2 separate regions of the Homo sapiens genome follow, and region 1 is linked to region 2. Evidence: chromatin loops called from intact Hi-C (ENCODE). Cell type or tissue: tibial artery. All regions are shown on one strand. Links, peaks and the distances in the headings refer to the core of each region. The heading gives the core; the rest is flanking DNA.

Region 1 (10,660 bases), core at 4,897-9,896, 110 kb after region 2:
AGAGAGGAGAAACCTGGGTCTCTACAGACTTTATAGAGCCCTGAACCAACCCAGGAATTCTAACAAATAAGAAGAAAATTAACTTCTTTTTAAACTCATTCATCTAGGGTTTTTCTGTTACTCACAGTCAAACTTAACCCTATTGGACTCAATATATATTTGTTTTATTTAGGCCTTCAACTGATTGGATGAGGCCCACCAACATTATGAAGGGCAATCTGCTTTACTCAAAGTCCATTGGTTTAAATGTAAGTCTCCTCCCAAAAAACCCTCGCAGAAACATCCAAAATAATGTCTGACCAAATACGTGGGCATTGCAGCCCAGTCACGTTGACATATGAAATTACCCATCATGGGGATGAAAACTGGTGAGTCACTGGCATATGAATAGCTGGCATGACTGTGGACTCTGGGGAGAGAGAAGAGAAGGAGAAGGCAGGGCCTAAGGAACATCACTATTCAATGATCAGATGGAGGAGAGGGCAGGTAGCTGGCAAAGGAGACAGCTGACACTTCATCAAGTCCTCAGATACCAGTACTGTAGGGAGAGCCGTGTGCAGGTAGCAGAGCCATCCCAGGGCCAAGGTGGGGCCTCAGTTTCCCATCGAGCAAGTTTCCAGAACCAAGTGAGATCAGGGTAGCACTGGTGTGCTGGGGGCTTAGTGCCAATCAGTGCTTGACCATTCTGGATGGGCCTGGCCTTGGGGACGTGTCAGGCCAAAGGCTCCGATGCCTTCTACAATGAAGAATGGAGGGCCACAGAAGCCAGGACCCTGAGCAGCCAGCAGAACAGCCAAGCCCCTTCCCTGTCCAGCTGTTCTCCAAGACCAGAAGATGTAATGCCTATTGCCGTTTTCTGTACAACATCAATTTTCTTATTAGGATACTTTTGGGGAACCAGTTTGAGAATATATAGAACTGCAATTTTGTTCAAAGGCAGTAACAAGGTTATAAGCATGAGGTTTGAAGCCAGGTGGGCCTTGGTTAGATCCTTGCTGTGATCCTGAGCAAGGCAGTCACTCCCTGAGCATCAGGTTCCATATGTAGGATTACTAACCCCTCCCTGATTCACCATTACGGAGAAGAGATGGCGCACTTAGCTGTATCTGGCACATGACTTCTACATGGTAAAGGCTTTCCTTTCTTTCTTTCTTTTTTTTTTCCTTCTCAAATCTATTGTTTTTATTTTTTTTAAGTAAGCAGTGGTATATATGTCATCTTTTTAAATGTTTCTTTTGGGAAGATCTTATAGAAAAATGGCACCCTGAAACTTTCAGCTCTATATCCCAAAAATTGTCTTTCAAGAGTTAAAAAACTCTTTAAAATGAAGAGCTTTTTTTAACTCTTTATGAGTTTTAAAAAAACCCTTAAAAATGAAGATAATATACCTGGCCTAAATCAAAATAATCTGAAAAATAGATGTGTCCCAGTGGAAAGCCTACAAAGGAATAATCTCCCATCTTCATGGGACCTTCTTTCTCCTTTCTTTCTAAAAGCCTTCTAAAGCATCACCAACACACCCCAAATTTTGCTTTTCTTTTCTATTTTATTACCATTTTTTGGCTGTTATCACTCCATGTTCCCTTGCATGTGTTAAATGTATACATGTGTTCATGCGACTGAAGTCATCTTTTGAAATACATACAAAAATGTAAATAGCCAATCTCGTGTTTGTGTTAGCCTTTGAAATCAGGCTGAAAATAAAAATGCATGAAGTCAGTTATAAATTGCTATTGCCAAACAGAAATGAGATGAGTATTTGCCAGAGGTCTGGGGCCTGGGGGGAAATGGGGAGTGATGGCTGATGGGCATGGTGTTTCTTTCTGGAGTGATGAAAAAGTTCTGGAATTAGATAGTGATGATGTTGCTATAGCTCTGTGACTATCCTATAAAACACCGAAGAGTACACTTTAAAATTGTGAATTTTATGTAGGTGAATTATGTCCCAATAAAAACAAATTTCTATCGCTTGGGTCAAATAGTGGATCGCCTACTTCTAAGGTCAAGTGTTATGAAAGGCGGGGCAGCATTAGGGATTCATACATGGCAGACAATGGCACCAGGACTCCGTGTTGAACTAGCAGAACTGACTTTGAGCATAGTACAAATTCAGGAAAAAGGACTCATCTAGAGAGGCTGGCGTCAATTTTAGGAGGACAGACTTGAGCTGAGTATGCAGGGAGGAAAGAATGGACTGGAAGAGCAAAGTAAAAGACATTCCAAAGAGGAATTCAGAAGGAGGGAGAGATCATGATGCTCTCTTTACTTGGTTACTGTTTTAAACTTTCATTTCATGTGGCAGTGTTTTCAAGGGGAGATGGGAAGATTGGACTTCTAGGCAAGGGAGTTGGGAGCACAAATCTTGTTTGGCTGGGCAGGGAAGAGCCACATTAGAGTGTCCCTTCACAAGCAGCCTTTATCTTGATGTGGGAGGTTGCAGGGCAGTCGTCTGAAGCCCTGGAGCCATGAACAGTCACATGTCGTTCATTCTGATGCGTCTGAACTCCTGCATCCTAAGTCACGTAACTGGAGGCAACGAGAGCCTGTTGGATAGGAAACATGTCGACTGGCCCAGCCTTTGCAGCCTTTCCTTTGTAAGAGATGTCTAAGCTCTGTTTGAAAGAAATGAGGTTTCTTTGTTTTAAAGAAATAGAATACTGCAAGGGAGAGGGAGAGTTTCCCGGGCTGCCATCTTGTTTTCTGTGGGTGGGAAGTGAAAAACCTCTCATTTTTGGTAAGCTGAGCAAAGCCCAAAAGCAGGAGCAAAATCAGTCCACACTCGAGCTTCAAATGCCACTGTGAAAATTCGAGGCAGGCTTCATTGGTTAAACCGCAGCCTGTCAGGGAGGCTTCAGCAAAAATGCTGGCATGAGATCTTGATTCTTCTATGATAGGCCACAGGACAGTGGCCGTACTGCCCTGCCAGGTAACTGGTGGGGCCCGGGGCCTGGGGGACCACGTCGTGATGGTTCATTCCTGGGCCCTGGGATCCATCTGCCTTTGCCTGTCACTGGAACCCATGACAGCAGTGGACTGAGCCTGTCAGGGAGGATGAGAGAGATGGAAGCAGCCCAGGAACTCTCTCAACCTGAGGCAAGTTGTGCCTCTTCCCGGCTGCCCTGTGCCAGGCCCCGAGCCAGTACAGAAATGGCACTTAGGTTGATATCTTACATTCAGTCCATTTTGCTGGAATGTTCTGTAAGCTCCCTCTTGGAATTCTGGGTCCATGACATTCTTTTATCCTTTGCTATTAACATTATCATTGTGTTAGCAGTATAGCTCAGTATGACTGCTATTTAAACATCCATCCCCATCCCTGCCCGCTCCCCCACCCGAAAAAAATACTGTCTGCACTGAAAAGAAGTGGTTTGGCATAGTGAAAGTTTTTAAACATCCATTTTCCAGATGGATATCCTTGTTAAATTTAAAAAGAAAAAAAAAAACTAAACCATGTGGAATGCTCCTAAGTGAATATTATTGTTTACTAGACTTATTCCATCTTATGGCATTTTATGACAAAATATCAGCAAGCTCATAAAGAGGGCTTTTTTTAAGGTCCATAATCTTTCTAACCATAACAAAAGGGTGGTAAATATATTGTACAAGAGCACGATGGAAAAATGTGCTAAAGTATTTCCACAAATCAAATGTAGCACTTTGGCATTGGCTCTAAAGCATTAAATTTAGTAAATTAGAACCAGATGATTTTAAAATAGAAACTTACATAACTTTACGGTGTGATTTTTTTCCCCCAACGCAAGTTTATCTTCCTGCAGCCGCGTTGGCTGCTACTGTAATAGGTATTTAAGAAGTAGGGCAGCCTCTAGGTATTATTCATCTTTGTAGCTCCCAAGGTGCCTAGCATTATATTGGGCAATTAGTAAGTATTGGTGGATGGGTGAATGAAATCTCAGCAGGGATTAACAAGTACTAGTTAACTGGCAAGGAAATGTAATATAAATATTTATACAGATCTACAGGTAGACAAAACACTGCCGCTATCACACACATAATAGTGAAAATATGGGTTGCTTTTCCTTTCATTGTTAAAGCTGTGGATTAAAATCAATGAACCTGAAATAAAAGGGTGGATCTGCTTCGCCTTTGGGTCACCATGCTTCAAACCACCATCACCCTGGAATGTTCCTAATACATAAGTCTCATTTCTATTTCTGCCATCATAGCAGCCACAGAAAATGCTCCTTTTGGTCATGTCTCCCTCTCCTCCCACACACAAGTTCACAATGTAGCTAATACCTTAAAGATAAGCTGGGAGTTCAACACAGCATATTGACTGAGTGCCTATAATCTCCAAGACCCTGTATGTGCTGCCACAGGGGGTGCAAAGGAATAAGGTATAGTCTTTGCCTTCTAGGAAAATACTTTCCAGTAGAGGGTTAGTCAGCACACTGTCATTGCATGTAAAAGAAATCTAACTTATACTAGGTTAGTCAGGAAGGTGTATTTATGGCCTTCTGAACTGAGTTGTCTAAGAGTAGACTTCAGGCATGGCTAGATCCAGAGGCACAGACAACAGGATTAGGGTTCTCTCCATCTCTCCACTCTAAATGCCTTTGCTTCTTTTTGCACATGGACTCATTCTCTCTTGCTATTGACTCTCTCTACAAGGAGAAAAACATATTCACCACCGAGCAAACATTTACAGTCTATGATCCAAAGACAGAGAAGTTGTCTCTCTCCCAGGCTTCATATACAAATCTCAAAAAGATCTTGGATTGACTCTGAGTTACATGTCAAGTTCTCAGATTAATTACTGTAGAAAAGAGGATGTATTCTATGACCAATCAGGCCTGAGTGGTGGTTGGGACTCTCCCTTTGTGGATGAATGAAAAGGAGGCGATTTATGTCTTAAATATTGATATTTAAATATTGATGTGCCTTGGCAGCTGATTGGATGTGGGAAGTAGGTGGGAGAAAGAAATAAAAGATCAGTCTGAGGTTTTGATTCTAGGTGACTGGTAGGGACATAAATAGAAAGAGAATGGTTTAAAACAGACACTGTTTTAAAGGGAATTTATCATTCATAGGTGTATTAATCAGGGTTCTCCAGGACATGTGTGTATCTATGTGTGTGTGTGCGTGCACACACGTGTGTGTGTGTGTGTAAAGAGAAAGAGAGTAAAAGATTGGTTTGTTTTCAAGGAGTTGTCTCCAAGTCCAAAATCTGCAGGGTAGACCCACAGCATGTGGACCCTGGGAAGAGCTGATGTTGCAGCTTGAGTCTGAAGGCTGGTGGAACAGAATTCCCTCTTCTTCAGGGAACCTCAGTCTCTTTTCCCTGAAGGCCTTCATCTGATTAGATGAGGCCCACCCACATGGTGGAGGGTATCTACTTTACTCAAAGTCTACTGATTTAAATGTTATCTCCTCTTTAAAACACCTTCACAGCAACGTCTAGACTAGTGTTTGATCAAATATCTGGGTAGCATGCATGGCCTATCCAGGTTGACACATAAAATTAATCATCCCAATATTTGACTATAAGGAGCTTATGACATGCCTCTGGAATATTTAGGTGCAGTAGAAAATGAGGGCTTGGAACTCAGAACACAGGTTGGGAGATGTGATTGTCATCAGAGTAGACGTCATTGGAGAGCATGAGATAGATAAGGGAGAAAATACACAAGGAAAAGGAGCTGAGAATGGAACCTTGAAGAAAGGCTCCTGAAAAGAAGACTGAAACACATTGGCAAGAGAAGTAGAAGAACCAGAAGAGCCCACTGCTTTGGAAACCGAAGGAGTTGATTTCATAACAGGGGAAATAACAAGGAGTTTCAGGAGTTGAGGGGAGATCATAGAGTTGGCAGGCAGAGAAGAGTCCCCGGCTTGGACAATGGAGGCTGGGGGTTCCCCTGGAGCAGGACTCCTCAAAATGTGTTCTGCAGACCTGCACCAGGCCACACACTGGACAGGCCCACCAACAGGTAGGTGCAGAAATTGAGAGCTAGTGCTTAGAAGCTCTGACAGCCATTAGACAAGAGTGATTTTTTATCAGCTGAATTCAATTATCATCATGATCATCATCATCATCATCAAGGCTTGTATTTTGCCAGTCTTTTTCATTTCTTTTTTCTAGTAATTTCAACACTACTCCTATTCTATGCATCAATGGCTTTGATGGTTATTGATGGAACAGGGGTCAGAAGCAGATGCCTGGAGGACTGAGCAGGAGGCCAGGATGCTGGACCACCCACTCTCTGGTCATGGCAAGTGAAAGATAGAGGGCACTTGGTCAGTGTTGGGGAAGGAGAGGTGGCAAAGGGAAGATCCTGAAGACCCAGAGAATGTTGTTTGTGGCTCATATTTGCTCATCCACAGTAACAAAATGTAAAAATCTGGAGTATTTTGATAGCTCACTCAGCAGCACAGCCTGATTGGAGTTGGCCTGAGTGATATGTATTCTTTTACCCACTTGGCATGACTCTTTGTAGATTCAATTGCTGAAACATGCATGCCTTTGCTCATGGGACACAGCCATGGATTTCACTGGGAGTGTCTTGTAATATGTGGTATATGCTCTAAATCTCTTTCTAAAATCTGAAATATTCTGAATTCCACAAGCTCATCTGGCCTCCAGGTTTTTGAACAAGGAACTGTGAATCTGTTTTTAGGGTGAGGAAGGCCAGAACTTACTTGCAGAGAGCAGGGTGGGAAAGATTAGGGGGCACATCAGAGAGGGGATGGTTAGGGAGCTGAGTCCCAGAGTGGGCTTGAGAGGAGAGAAAAAAAATGCACAGAGCTGTCTGGATAAAAAGGAAAGACAGTTTTTTTTTTTTGCCTGGTGACCAGAACTGCACAGGTGATGACTTTTGAAAATGTAGAGTGATTTTAAGATGGCAAAATGAAAACTGGGGGAAGACATGGCCTCTATCAGCTAGGGCCAGGAGGGCACAGCCTTTCTTCTTGTCACTACTCTCCACCCCTCCTAAGACCAGAAGCTCCAAAAGCAGGTTAGAGCATGAATCAGGAGAACTGCATGCCCTGGGTTCAAGAACACCCTTGCAACACTCCCTTGTCTACATCGTCAAGTCTGAAATCACAGGGTGCCAGGCCTTCAGCAAGTTAAGAGAACTTATACTTAGTGCCTGTAAAGCTCAGGGGTACCAGTGAGCGAGACTTCAAGTCTTGTGCATGCTCATTGCCAGACCCCCTTTGGCTTTTTGTATAAAGAAGAGAGCTGCTCTTTATTTCCGGGCTCAGTGGGCAGAAAGGAATGCTCCGTCCATACTCCGTTCGGCAAGTCAAGGGTGGACACTGGTGTCTTTATCACCACCCAGTCCTCGGCCCACACTGGCAAGGCATTCCTCTAGCAGACAAAATAAAAGATTGCTGATAGCTGGAGCACTTTGTTTGCTTTCTAAAACGAGTCAAACTCTTCAAAAGCTTGGCTTGAACCGTGCAGGGTGTGCTGTGTTCCCGCCACATTCCTCTCACCCGCCTCTCCACCAGGCCTTGTATTATCCGGATTCCTTTCATGCGCTCACGAGCGCCAGCTGGCGGCTGCTTGGGCTGGCCGGACAGGCCAGAGGCTCTGGGCCCGGGGCCTGCTGGACATTGGCCGGCCTCAGCTGATGAGGGCAGCGGGGCACGGGAGGGAGGCCTTCTTGGAGGGCTGGGTCAGCTGGGCTCTTTTAAGGCACAAGGGGGAGAAAATGCATCTCCAACCCCTGAAGAAATGAGGTACCCTGGGCATTACTAGTGGCCATTTGGTGTTTAAAACACTCCCTTCTCCCCCATTGTGTACTGTCCCTACCTCCGCCCCCGGAGCTATGCTGGATGGCTGGTGTGGAAGATGGCTTCCGGAGGCCAGTGTGCGCTGGAGAATGGCAAAGCTCGGAAGTAGATTGGAAACAGAAAATCCAGCCCATCTAGGAAGCTAGGGCACACAATCCATAAGCCTTTTCTGCTTAGTCCAACTAGACAATAGCAAGACGTGGAGAGGGGAAGAGGGCTACAAAGTCGCATCATATCACATGATGTCATGCCATGGCAAGTAGGAAAGATCATGTCTTATACCACATGACATCACATAGAAAGTGTATGCCAGAGAAGTCAGGAAGACTTTTCAAATGTAAGAACATATAGAGGAAGCACAAAGGTTAGCAAGAAGAAGACCTGATGCCTTTGCTCCCCTTCATTTAATAGGTAGTATGCACCAAGATGATTGTGTTTGGGCAGTGCCTCCGGAAAGAGGAGACGGCCACTCTCATTTCAGCCATGAGAGTCCATTCCTGTTTATTTGATGTTGGCAGATCACTTCAACCTTTGTAAAAATCCACAGTGTGAAGTTTCTATCAGCAGAAAAGATTTCCATGACAGTTTCATATAACAAGTTGTTTATTTGGACAAACTAAAGCATGTAATAACAGAACACCTCACGGCTAGAGAAAACAGGAGAGAGAGGCTTTGCCAGGCAGCCTGCACAATTTTACTATTAAACTCCTTTTGTTCCACTGAACTCTATGCCTTTACCTAGCTGGGGACACATAAATAGTAGAAATGTGAACCTTGCACAATTATGGAGATAAGCCTAAATCTTTATGCATTTCTAATTTTTCTTATCACTTCACCTTTAAGTTAATTCATCCAAGTCTTTCATGTAAAGAAAATGCTAAAATGGAGCGTCACAATTGCTTGTCACATTTCACTAGAGTCGAGTGAATTTATTTAACACCTAATTTAATCTGTCAACGTTTTTCAATTCTTTGAAGAAAAAAAGGTAGTAATTAAGTATTCCAAAGTTATAATAACACTAAACATCAAAACTTCACAATCGCACAGTTTTTTAAACATCAAGTTAAGATATTAGCCATAGTCACTCCACTTAAGGTGGTCTGGCTAGGTTTTTAGTAGCACGGTAGTGACACGGTTTTACGTGTTCTATTTCATGGTTTATCAAGAACTAAGAGGGGCCTAAGACATCCCATTTTAGCGCTTCACCCTTGGGATAATTAAAAGCCACCTCAAAGAGATGGAAGGAAGCAGGAAGAGGGCTCAGTAGGAGTGGTGGTTGTAAGGGGCTGTACAGTGACAGCCTGCTCAAGCTCAGCTAAGTGGTAAGAGGCACCAGGTCCTCGTCAAGTCTTCACAGTGTGGAGACCCACCGCGTCGCTGTAACCTAGAAGATCTAGAGAAACTGCTTCCATTCTCTGCTGCCTAGCGCCCCACCCACCCCAGGCAGCTTGTCCTTGAGAGCGAAATGAGTTAGGAGGGAACCAAATGAGAAGAAATTCAGGGATCACGAGTCAAGGAGCTTTTTTAGAAGACACTACCCTCCACCTCCATCTGCAGAAACAAATTTCTTTTTTTTTTTTTTTTTTTTTGAGATGAAGTCTCGCTCTGTCCCCAGGCTGGAGTGCAGTGGCTCGATCTTGGCTCACTGAAATCTCCGCCTCCCGGGTTCAAGCGATTCTCCTGTCTCATCGTCCCAAGTAGCTAGGACTACAGGTGTGCACCACCATGCCCAGCTAATTTTTGTATTTTTAGTAGAGATGGGGTTTCACCATGTTGGCCAGGATGGTCTCAATCTCCTTACCTCATGATCCACCTGCCTCAGCCTCCCAAAGTGCTGGGATTACAGGTGTGAGCCACCGTGCCTGGCCTATTATTTTTTTTAATACGAACTTAACAAGTCTTTCAGAAAATAGAATGTATTCCTAGGACACTGTTGCTAACGAGGTAGTTCGGGGTAAGGTCGGGTAGCCTTCATGAGGTCTCTTGTGCCAAAATATTAGTGGAGGGAAAGTGAATGAAAGCCCTATTTCACAGTATATAAAGAATCAAGCATTAAAACTCTTTTGGGCTTTTCTCTAATAATAGACTTTCATTCATTCCAAGAGCTTGACCAGTTCAACAGATAAAAGAGGTTTATTGCCTTGAAGTGAGAGGAGCTCATTCCCTTGCCTTCTGAGAAGTGGCTTATTTGTCCCCCTGTTGAATTCAGTGAAGGCAGTGTGCACAGACAAGACACAGGCTTTGAGAGGACAAAAGATGGGGTTCAGTCACCTACATAAGTGCAAAATGGGCTACAACAAAAGAAAAGACAGAACCCTCTTCTATAAATTGCTCAAAATCTCATTGCGGAAAAGAAACTCTCACAAAAGAAACCATGTAAGGGAATACCAAGCACTAAATGGTGTGTTATATACATAAAACTGACTAGAGAGCATATGCAGATTTTTTTTATTTTTATTTTTTTAGAGACAGGGTCTCACTCTGTCTCCCAGGCTGCAGTGCAGTGGCACAAACATGGCACACTGCAGCGTTGACCTCCTGGGCTCAAGTGATCCTCCCCCCTCAGCCTCCTAAGTAACTGAGACTATAGGCATGCACCACCACACCTGGTTAATTTTTTTTAATTTTTATTTCTGTAGAGTTGGAGTCTTGCTATATTGCCCAGGCTGGTCTCAAACTCCTGGGCTCAAGCAATCCTCCTGCCTTGGCCAACCAAAGTGCTAGGATTACAAGTGTGAGCTACCGCACACAGCCATGAAGATCACTTTAAACGGGTAGATTCCATAGCCTCATACTAAGCCTACTGCGGCTCATACTTAAAGGAGAGAGGCCTAAGCATTTCTAATTGTTTCTTAAGGGAAATTGGATTTGGGAAGCATAGACTTAGGCCACAGGTGACGGGAGT
Region 2 (10,660 bases), core at 2,659-7,658:
CTCTCCCCCATGATAATATGCATAGCTAAGCCACAGCAAGGCTACCTTTCTCATTCTTGCTGCCTGCCGATGGTGTGATCTTAGCCCCTCTCTCAGTATTTGAATTTCCTCGGTCTTTATGAATGGTAAGAGTTGTTTAAGTCTCTCCTTGCAACACTCCGCCACCCACCATTCATCCCATAATCTTTCACATGGAAGACTGCATGTATTTTGTAAAACCAGGGGGAAAAGTCCTGATTCTAAATCAAGAGGCAATTATTAAGAGTGGCACGCAGGTCATTTTTCTTCCTTCCTCCAACCACCCTGTCAACCACCACCCGCCATGTTCACAAAAGCCTCCAAGGCTACCTACAAGAAAATACCCAGCTTTCCTCTAGGGTGACTTGACTCTTCAAACTGCTTCTCAGTGGAAAACTTTTTAAACGCTCCGTTTTATTTATTCTCTAACAGTTTTCCTGTTAACTAGGTTTGGAGGTGTTTTCTGAAACATGAATGCCATTAATCCAACACCAAAAAGATTCCAGAACTTTCCAGGGCACACATGGCCAAGCCTTCCAGACCAGTTTGCACTGGAGGAGCGTTCTGCACTGGCAGGCGTTTCTGCAGCTTCTGACATCAGGGAAAAGGTGTTATTCCTACAGTGCTGCTGACGTTATGTAACAGCAGAGCCATTGCTTTTTTTTTTTTTTTTTTTTTTTTTTTGACGGAGTCTTGCTCTGTCGCCAGGCTGGGAGTGCAGTGGCGTGATCTCAGCTCACTGCAACCTCCGCCTTCCGGATTCAAGCGATTCCCCTGCCTCAGCCTCCCGAGTAGCTGGGACTACAGGCATGCAGCACGCACGCCCGGCTAATTTTTTGTATTTTAGTAGAGACGGGGTTTCACCATGTTGGCCAGGATGATCTCGATCTCCTGACCTCGTGATCCGCCCGCCTTGGCCTCCCAAAGTGCTGAGATTACAGGCGTGAGCCACCATGCGGCCCCATAGCTTCTTTAGTTGAATGGCTGCCTCTGGAGGCGGGACCCACAGGGACTGCCTGGGTGGAAGAAAGGCAGGGAAGGCTGCTTTCACTCATCACCGCAGACTCACTGCCATTCAGCTAGGCCGATCTTGTAGAACTGACGTAGAAAAGATTACTTCTCCATAAGTATAGGTTCTGGTCAGAACCAAACTCTCTTTCCAAGGACTGCTTCCTGCCTGTTTGTGCACACATCTTGTTTTCTTAGGGTCATTGGGACTGAATACTAATTAATCGAGGTCTGCATGATCAGCACCGAAGCAAGCGCCTGAAAAGAGAGTGAATCTTTTTTAAAAGTTACTTTATTATTTGTATTTATTTTCTGGGTGTTGTTTCTGATTCCAAGTAGTTACATAAAAGTTGCAAAGCCAGTTAAACACCCTCTGAATGTTCCTGCAGAACTTGGACTGGGCGCTCCCTATTTAGAGGTTAATAATGGTCAGTGGCTTTCTCTTCCTTTCTAACTTTATTTGGGGTGTGCCTAGCCTTGAGATCTGGGTTGTGGCCATGAATAGGTCTCTGTAGTCCAAGAAACATTTCTCAGACTACGGAAGATGTGTGGAAAGACAGTGCCAAGCTGCCTGCCGCTGTGGCAGCACCAACGGAGAAGAAAAACAAGCCAAAGGATGCGGGTGTGATCAGGGCCTGCGCAGGGGTTGGAGTGGTCATTTGGGGCTTCCAGAGGGATAATGACAAGTTTATCCACAGGAGTAAAGGGTTAGAGCAGCCAGAAGACGCTTGTGTAATGTCCCAGCAAATCAATTTAAAGACTTAAATATGACAACATGCTAAAGAAAGCCTGGAAGGAATTGGTGGGTGAAAAGGAAATCTGCCGGCCTTCAAAAGTGAAAAACGAAGCAAAATGGAGCTCCAAAAAATGGTGGCTCAACGAGACCCCAGTGGGCTTGGCTAGAGGCTCCGGAACAGAAGGCCTCAGTCACCTCATTGTATTCAGCACAGTCTCTAAAGCTGAGAGCAGGAAATCCTGTTGCCCCACCCATGTCCTCAGCTGAGGTCCCATGAGACAATATTCCTTAGATACCAGCAGAAACTTTTCTTACATGCGAAGGGGTGTAATTCACAATATTCTTTAGAAAGATGGTTGAAAGGTCACGTCATTCAGGCCATAAAACATTTATCCACACATTTATTCATCAATAATTTACTGAGTGCTATACCAGGGGGAGGGGAAAGGGTGGGGGGGGTGGGTTATGATGATGCCAACGATTAAAGAGACCAGTCAAGACACTCAAGTGAGCCTGTGGTCTAAAATGATGCTACTGAAGGTGGCAGATGCCCACCTGGGAGTATCTTAGGAATGCAAATTCCAGCCCCGCCCAGCCTTACTGAAACAGAAACCCTGGGGGTGGTGCCCAGCCATCTGTGTTTTAACAAGCTTTCCTGATGCACGGAAAATTTAAGATGTATGGGAACATGGTGTCTCAAACAATGATGTGTCCTGGCCATTTGCGAGATGTGTGGAAAGTAATATATTATTAATGATAGTTAGCATACCGACATTTGTGAATAATTTATATGTATGTCACCTGCAAAGATTTTGTAAAAATACAGATCCCTGGCTCCACCCAATTCCAACGGAGTAGAAATATCCAGGTGTGGCAGGCAGTATTTAGTTTTAAGACTTCCCAGGTGACTCTTAGGATCCGTCAGGTGTGGGAACCAGTGGTCTATAAGAGCCATTTGCCCCATAACAAAGAGAAAAAATCATGGAATTCTAGAGGGTGGTCCCTCGGAGAGCAGGTTTCCCCACTCCCCTAACAAATGTTAGGCAGATCTCAATTGAAACACATACAAGAGAAACTCCAACTGCAGCAGAAATGGAGTGGAGGTTGCTTCATACTTTCCTTTCTGCAGTGGCTGTTGCAGCTCTTAGTAAAAATCTAGAGCTCTCGGCCGGGCATGGTGGCTCACGCCTGCAATCCCAGGACTTTGGGAGGCCAAGGTGGGCAGATCACGAGGTCAGGAGATCGAGACCATCCTGGCTAACACGGTGAAACCCCGTCTCTACTAAAAAATACAAAAAATTAGCCGGGCGTGGTGGCGGGTGCCTGTAGTCCCAGCTACTGGGGAGGCTGAGGCAGGAGAATGGTGTGAACACAGGAGGCGGAGCTTGCAGTGAGCGGAGATCGCGCCACTGCCCTCCAGCCTGGGCGACAGAGCGAGACTCTGTCTCAAAAAAATAATTAAAAAAAAAAACCTAAAGCTCTCAAAAATATGGTTTGAAAAGCATGGATGTTTCTATCACCACCTCCTCCTCCTGCCACATACGCCCCATTCATTGATGAAGAAACCAAGGCTCAGAAAAGTAAAATGACCTGAAAACATGTGACTGACCATTCAGGTCTGCCCAAGACTAAAGGCATCCCAGAAATTAGAGCGTTCAGTTTTAAAACAGGGACAGTCCCAGACCAACCAGGATGAATTCGTCACCCTAGGTCGGAGACTTCACGACACCCACAGTTCTTGCGTTTTGGCTGATTTATTATTGTTGTTGTTGTTGCTATTATACCATATTACTGCAAGAAGAATTCAAATTACTATTGGTTTTTAATTTTTTTTTAAATTTTTCTAGCCCCTTGAGAAGTTCTTACTAAATTACTATGGTTTCCTTTTAAAAACCATATTTGTTTTTATTCCCTCATTCCAGAAGGATTTAAGGGAGTAATACCCTTATTTTATGTGTTTTGAAATACTTGTAAGTATTCTAAAATACTCTGGACTATTCCTGTGTCCATGTCTCCTCTATCTGACTTCAGACCCACCATACCATATGCATTTTCTCTTTGGCTTCCATATATTTGTGTGATGTTTGCTATGGCACCTACTGTGCCCTACTGAGATCTGTGTATTAGTCAGAACTCTTTAGCTTGCCAGTAAAAGAAAACAAAAGGATGGAGTATGTCAGCTTGGGTAGCAGAAAAGAGCTTCAGGCACAAGTGGATACAGGGGCTCCACCTCATCAGGACATGGTCCCTCTTTGAACCCATAGCAAGATGGTCACATGCAGCTCCACACACCCGCATCCTCCCAGCAACCCAGCTGACGGCATCTTGTCCCCAGTAGCTTTTGTAAAAGTCCCTAGGATGAACTCTGTTTGGGCTGACTTGTGCTATGACCCTTCCCTAAACCAGTTGCAGCCCCCAGGACAATGGAATACTCTGATTGTCCAGACTGTGGCCATGCACCCACCCCTGGCACCAGGGTCTAAGAAGAGAGAAATGCAAGTCTCCCAAAAGAAAGTCAAAAGATGGTTCCTAGAAGCAGAGGAGGAACAGATGCTGGGTAGGTGAAAACAGCAAATGTCCATGGTAGTCTTAAACAGTTCAAGAGGGCTGACCAACTGATTGGCTGATGCACGGGCAACAGCATGCAGCTCCATGTCTTCCTCTATCCCCACTCTGCTGAGATCTAGGTACTATTTTCCCCTGAAACACTAGGTTGCAAGACTCCAAGGTCACCATTGTCAGTTCTAATTTTGAAGACACGCACCACATTTAGCTGAAGCTAGCAGCAGCCCCAGAACCCATGGGACTCCATCCGAAAAATGATAAGCCCTTTGCTGGGCTCCCAAATATGGAGCTCCTGAGAGTGAGGAGCTGGTGACTCATGTTCTCTGTGCTTTGGTTGCCCCCACGTTTTCCAGCTGGGTTGGTGACGTGGGACTCAGTACTTTCTTCAATGCGTCCTGTACACAAAGAATAAATAGCCCCAGAGCTCTTTCTTTTTCTTCCTGCCTTTCTTCCTGTAATTCATTCTCAGCCCAACTCAGCTTTGTTCAAACCACAGTATTTCACATTGCCTGGCAAGTTCTGACACAGCTGCTTGCTTTATTCTTTCAGTCTTCTGTTAAGCCAGAGGTAAAGTTATACCTTGTGGCTAATTTTTAGTCTGTAAACCTTATCCCTTGTTCAAGCCGAAATCTTAGATTAATCAGCATGAAAATGCCAGCTCCCCCAAGACCGTTGAATTATGGCCCCCATCACTCTTCCTGCCCTGACATTCATTTGAGTCCCTTTCAACTTTTACAAGTTGTTTTCTCTTATCCATGAGCAAGGTGGTGGCTTGGGCCTTTTTAGGCAATTTTCTTTTCTTCTTAATCACCTGCCCCTATTCCATCCAATCTATTTCAATTTCTATATAATCATGTAATACATCTCTAATTTGAGTCACCAGGTTTTCCACGTTAAAGGTGGGCTTTAGGAATGTTTATTTTACAAACTAATAGAACTTCCAGTCCTATGGACTCTAACTAGTAGTGGGGCCACTGTGTCAGCTTCCCAGAGCTGCTGTTACAAAGTACCATAAACTGGGTGGCTTCAGATGACAGAAATAGATTTTCTTACAGTTCTGGAGGCCAGCAGTCTGAAATCAAGGTGCTGGCAGGGCCACGCTCTTTCTGAACCTTCAAGGGGAGGATCCTTCCTTGCCTCTTTCAGCTTCCAGCAGCCCCGGGCATTCCTGGGCTTGTGGCAGCATCTCTCACACCTGTGCCTCCATCTTCACAGGGCCGCCTTCTCCCTCTGCGTCTCTTTCACACAGAGTTCTCTTCCCCTTTTACAAAAACAGCAGTCATATTGTATCAGGGCTCACCTTCATGACCTCATCTTAACTTGATGAAATCTGCAAAGATCTTATTTCCAAATAAAGTCACATTCGCAGGTGCAAGGAGATAGGACTCCCACATACCCTTTCATGGGGAAGGAAGACACAATTCAACCCCTAGCAGCCAGGAAAGAGAAAAACAGGGACAGAAAAATAACTCTTTGATCTTGGTCAACCAAAAAGGGGATCCTGATGTTCTCAGAGGATGTTCACCCAGAAAGAGCCTGGGACCCCGACAGGAACATCTGGAGATGGAGGCGAAAGCCTAGCAGCAAAGGTGATCGCTCAAGAGGGCAGGAGAATCCACTGGAGGGCAAAAGCCAAGGACACATTTGTGCTTGAAGAGCCTACTGTGTGCCACATGTGCTTTTATCCCATTGAATCCTCAAATAACTCTGCCAAAGAGTTGCTATTATTCTTTTTTAATACATGGAGAAACTGAGGCTCTGATTAAATAATGAGACCCAGATTATAAGTAGAAAAGCGAGATCATGATTGCTATTACCGCTGTCACTTCTGTTTTTAATAGGCATTGGATCTCTTGTGCTACTATACACCAAGGATGTTACCTGTATTAACTGAGATCTTCACAGCTCACAAAGCTAGATATTGATGGCCTTATAGAGATGAAGAAACAGAAGCTCAAAGAGTTTCAATCACTTGCCTGAAGTCACACAAGTATTACATAATTCAGCCAAAATTTAAACTCTGGTCTTTCTGACTGGCAGGACCATTCCTTACCATGATGCCATGTTGCTGGTGGACATTAGGGTATCTAAACTAGGGTAGTCCTAGCTTCAGAGAAAGAAGCTGTATAAAGAAACCAAATGATTATGCTTGAGGCTTAACCAAAGCAATATAAAAAGTGTATGTTCTCAGGGGAATGGGCAAAACAGAAGAGAAAAAGGCCGGCCACCGAGCGGCTGTGGGTGAATGAGTTAACCAAAGAGCAAATGTCTGAGTTGGATCATGAAACAGCAGATCAAGTGGGCTCAGTGTCTGTAAACATCTACACTGCCCATGAGGACAAGATCTGTATGCTCCATCTACACCCAGAGGCTGAAGGAATGCCTGTGGTGTAGACAACTCACTTTTCTAGAGAAATGGAGAAGGGATTAGACATGTTAACCCTGAAGAAAAGGAAACTTGGGGTAGGGTAGGCTCAGAAAGTCTTCAGAGGTTGGGAACGTGGCCCATGAAAGAGCAGGGAGACTGGAAAGGGACCCTGCCTGTGGAGGCAGCTCTGGGCCCCACTTGAACACACACGGGTGAACCACTTGACCCACCTTACAGTGAAAGAAGCTGGCACCTGTGGACCACTGGAGAAACCTCAGTAGCCATCTGGTGTTCCCCAATGACTGTGTTGCTCACAACCCTCAAGAGTCCTTTGTTGCTTTTGGAATTGTAGGGCTGGCAAGATGTCTTCACCCACTGCTAGATTCATGGCTGAGGCCCCTATAATGAAGGACAGATGAACAAGAGAAGAACATACAAACGCATAGAATATAAGTTTTACATGACACAGAAGCCTTTGAGGGGAAATGAAGAACCAGAGAAACAGGGAAACCTGTGTATTTGCTATGCTCGATTGGATGAAGAGTGGACAGTCATGGAGAGGCATGACCGAGCAAAGCGGGTGATAACCTGGAGGGAATGTCACCACATCTGTTGGCTCAGATTCTCCTCTGTGTCCTTGTGTCTTCAGAAAAAGGATGTTCCTTTCCTCTGAGTATGCGGGCATCACTCACACCAGGGTCCAATGTCCTACTTCAGGGGAAAGTCAGGAAATCCTTCCTGGGACTGATGACCGGCCTCAGAGAGAAGGGTAGAACAAGGGAAGGTGAGAGTGGCCTTTCTGCTTTTGCTGTTTTCTCAAATGCCAATTTTCTATTTTCAGGGGCAATATGTCCTGAACCCCATCAGGATGAAGCCCCAGCTCCATGAAGCCCCTCTTGAACTGGTCCATCCTACTGTTCCAGTCTCAGCTCCCTCTGCTCCAGGCCTTGAACTTCACATTCCAGCCTGGGGACTCCTGGCAGTTCCCTAAATATGCAAAGAGCTCAGCTTTCTTTCCTGGTCCTGGTCCTGGTCACTTGGCCCTCTCTGTCTCTCCCTTCCTTCTTCCCATCTCTCTTCCTTTCTGGCTCATGTCCCTCGCACATGCTGTAAACTCTTCCTGGAACATCTCCCTTCCACCTGTGAATCTCTTGCCAGCTCACTTCTTTTCTCCCTTTAAGAATCCACTTCTCAAAAGAAAATGGCAACTCTGTGAGGTGATAGAAATGCTGATTCGCTTGATCATTGTGGCGTCCACAATGTATATATAAAACAAGTTGTACACATTACCATGTATAAATTTGTGTTTGTCGATTATATGTCAAGAAAGACAAGGAGGTGTGGAAAGACTGCACCTCTGTCAAGACGCCTTTCTGACCACCCCCCGACCCTGGTTGACACTCCCTGACATGAGCCCCCGAGTGTTTACCTACGCTATGTGTATCAGGGCATCCCGACCACTTGCTCACTCACCTGTCTCCCCACTGTGAGGTCAGCGGCAGGGCCTTGTTCAGTGTCTTAGTCATATCCCCTCCAGCACCCACCATGACCTCTGGCACTAAGTAGGGGCTCAATAAGCCAATCATTGTGTTGATGTACCAGTGACATTGAGGGAAGACCAAGCTCGCCGACCTCTAAGATCCTGTCCACTCTGAGAGTCTGTGAGTCTGTATTTCTGCTCCCACAGTTAGTCACGGAGGAAGTTGCCAAAGCAGATGATGAGACTTCTGTTTGGGGTTGCCCAGGTCTGCCTGGCCTTTGCAATTTGTAATCAGGTCCTTTGAAAGAGAAACTGAACTGAGAGAAAAACACAGTTTGGATGAGGCAAGAGTTGCAAAATAATGAGTTATGTAATGGTGATGGTGGCCTGTGGTAGCATCTTTGGCCCTGCCCAGATGATACAAGACTTTGTATGTATACCCTTGAGCATGGCCAAAAGGACAATTGTCAAAACCACGGCTTAAGTGTTCAAAAGCCTCTTTTCCCATAAGATGTTGCCTCTTGAGGTCAGACTGAAATCCTGTACCTGTAATAATTTCCTCCTTAGGACTGGATGTACATGAAAAGATTGGAGATATATATGTACCTTTTTTATATGCCATGTAAATGGTATAACCCTTGCACTCTTTGGCCATTAACAGCCAATTGTCAATTAGTTTATTGTGTATTAGATCAAACTGTATTGCCCAGGCCAGCTCCTGAAGAACTGTGAACTATGAACATCTCAGCCTAGAAGGATAATGTGACCTTCAATTTGCACACCATCCATTGTCTCTTTCAAACTAAGAGCCTCTCTAAGCTAGATAGGCCAAGGATTATTTTTTTAACTTTTATTTTAGGTTCAGGGGTACATATACAGGTTTGTTACATAGGTAACCTCATGTCATGAGGGATTTTGTATAGATTATTTGGTGACCCAGGTACTAAACCTAGTACCCATTAGTTGTTTTTTCTGCTCCTCTCCCTCCTCTCACCCTCCACCCTCAGTTAGTTCCCAGTGTGTGTTGTTTCCCCACATCTATCCATGTGTTCTTATTATTTAGCTCCCACTTATAAGTAAGAACATGCAGTGTTTGGTTTTCTGTTCCCGATTAGTATGCTGAGGATAATGGCTTCCAATTCCATCCATGTTTCTGCAAAGAACATGCTCTCATTCTTTAATATGGCTGCATAGCGTTCCATGGTGTGTATGTACCACATTTTCTTTATCCAGTCTATCATTGATGGCCATTGTGGTTGATTCCATGTCTTGGCTATTGTGAATAGTGCTACAATAAACATAACATGTGCATGTGTCTTTATGATGGAATGATTTCTATTTCTTTGGGTATATACCCAGTAATGGAATTGCTGGGTCAAAGGGTATGTCTGTCTTTAGGCCTTTGAGAAATCACCACGCTGCTTTCCACAATGGTTGAACTAATTTACACTCCCACCAATGGTATATAAGCATTCCCTTTTCTCCACAATCTTGCAAGCATCTGTTATTTTTTTATTTTTTGTTAATAGCCATTCTGACTGGTGTGAGATAGTATCTCATTGTAGTTTTGATGTGCCTTTCTCTAATGATTAGTGGCATTAAGCTTTTTTCATATGCTTGTTGGTCACATGTATGTCTTCTTTTGAAAAGTGTCTTTTTATGTCCTTTGCCAAATTTTTAATGGCGTTGTTTTTTCTTGTAAATTTGTTAAAGTTTCTTATGGGTTCTGGATATTAGACAGATGTAAGATGCATAGTTTGCAAATATTTTCTCCCATTCTGTAGGTCGTCTGTTCCCTATGGTGATAGTTTCTTTTGCTGTGCAGAAGCTCATTAGTTTAATTAGATCCCATTTGTCAATTTTTGCTTTTGTTGAGATTGCTTTTGGCATCTTTGTCATGAAATCTTTGCCAGTTCCTAAGCCCAGAATGGTATTGCCTAGGTTGTCTTTCAGGGTTTTTATAGTTTTGGGTTTTACATTTAACTCTTCAGTCCATCTTGAGTTGATTTTTGTATATAGTATAAGGAAGGGATCCAGTTTCAATCTTCTGTAAATGCCTAGCCAGTTATTCCAGCACCATTATTGAACAGGACTCCTTTCCCTGTTGCTTGTTTTTGTCAACTTTATCAAAGATCAGATGATTGTAGGTGCACAGCTTTATTTCTGAGCTCTCTATTCTGTTCCATTGGCCTGCGTGTCTGTTTTTGTACCATGCTGTTTTGGTTACTGTAGCCCTGTAGTATAGTTTGAAGTTGGGTAGTGTGTTACCTCCCGCTTTGTTCTTTTAACTTAGGATTGCTTTGGCAATTCAGACTCTTTTTTTGGTTCCATACTAATTTTTAAATAGTTTTTTCTAATTCTGTGAAGAATGTCATTGGTAGTTTGATAGGAATAGCATTGAATCTGTAAATTGCTTTGGGCAGTATGTCCATTTTAATGATGTTGATTCTTTCTATCTATGAGTATGGAATATTTTTCTATTTGT

What was found. Peaks named below come from ENCODE experiments on the same cell type or tissue, not always from the same donor. Only the 100,000 strongest peaks of a DNase experiment are listed, where the experiment ranks them.
Region 1: it touches region 2 in a loop (4-fold over the local background); 34 of 110 quality-filtered maps call a loop at or near these places.

What each region holds. Positions count from the first base shown.
Region 1 is chr6:11,238,727-11,249,386 of GRCh38, reverse strand. It overlaps a transcript of NEDD9 not described here. Among named protein-coding and RNA genes, the nearest start is that of NEDD9, 11 kb to the right of the region's middle. In tibial artery, for the core only: a CTCF peak has its summit at 7,502; a DNase peak (open chromatin) is centred at 7,491; H3K27ac peaks cover 1,700 bases.
Region 2 is chr6:11,348,289-11,358,948 of GRCh38, reverse strand. It overlaps a transcript of NEDD9 not described here. Among named protein-coding and RNA genes, the nearest start is that of NEDD9, 120 kb to the right of the region's middle. In tibial artery, for the core only: no CTCF peak of the experiment used is centred there; a DNase peak (open chromatin) is centred at 4,668; H3K27ac peaks cover 2,926 bases.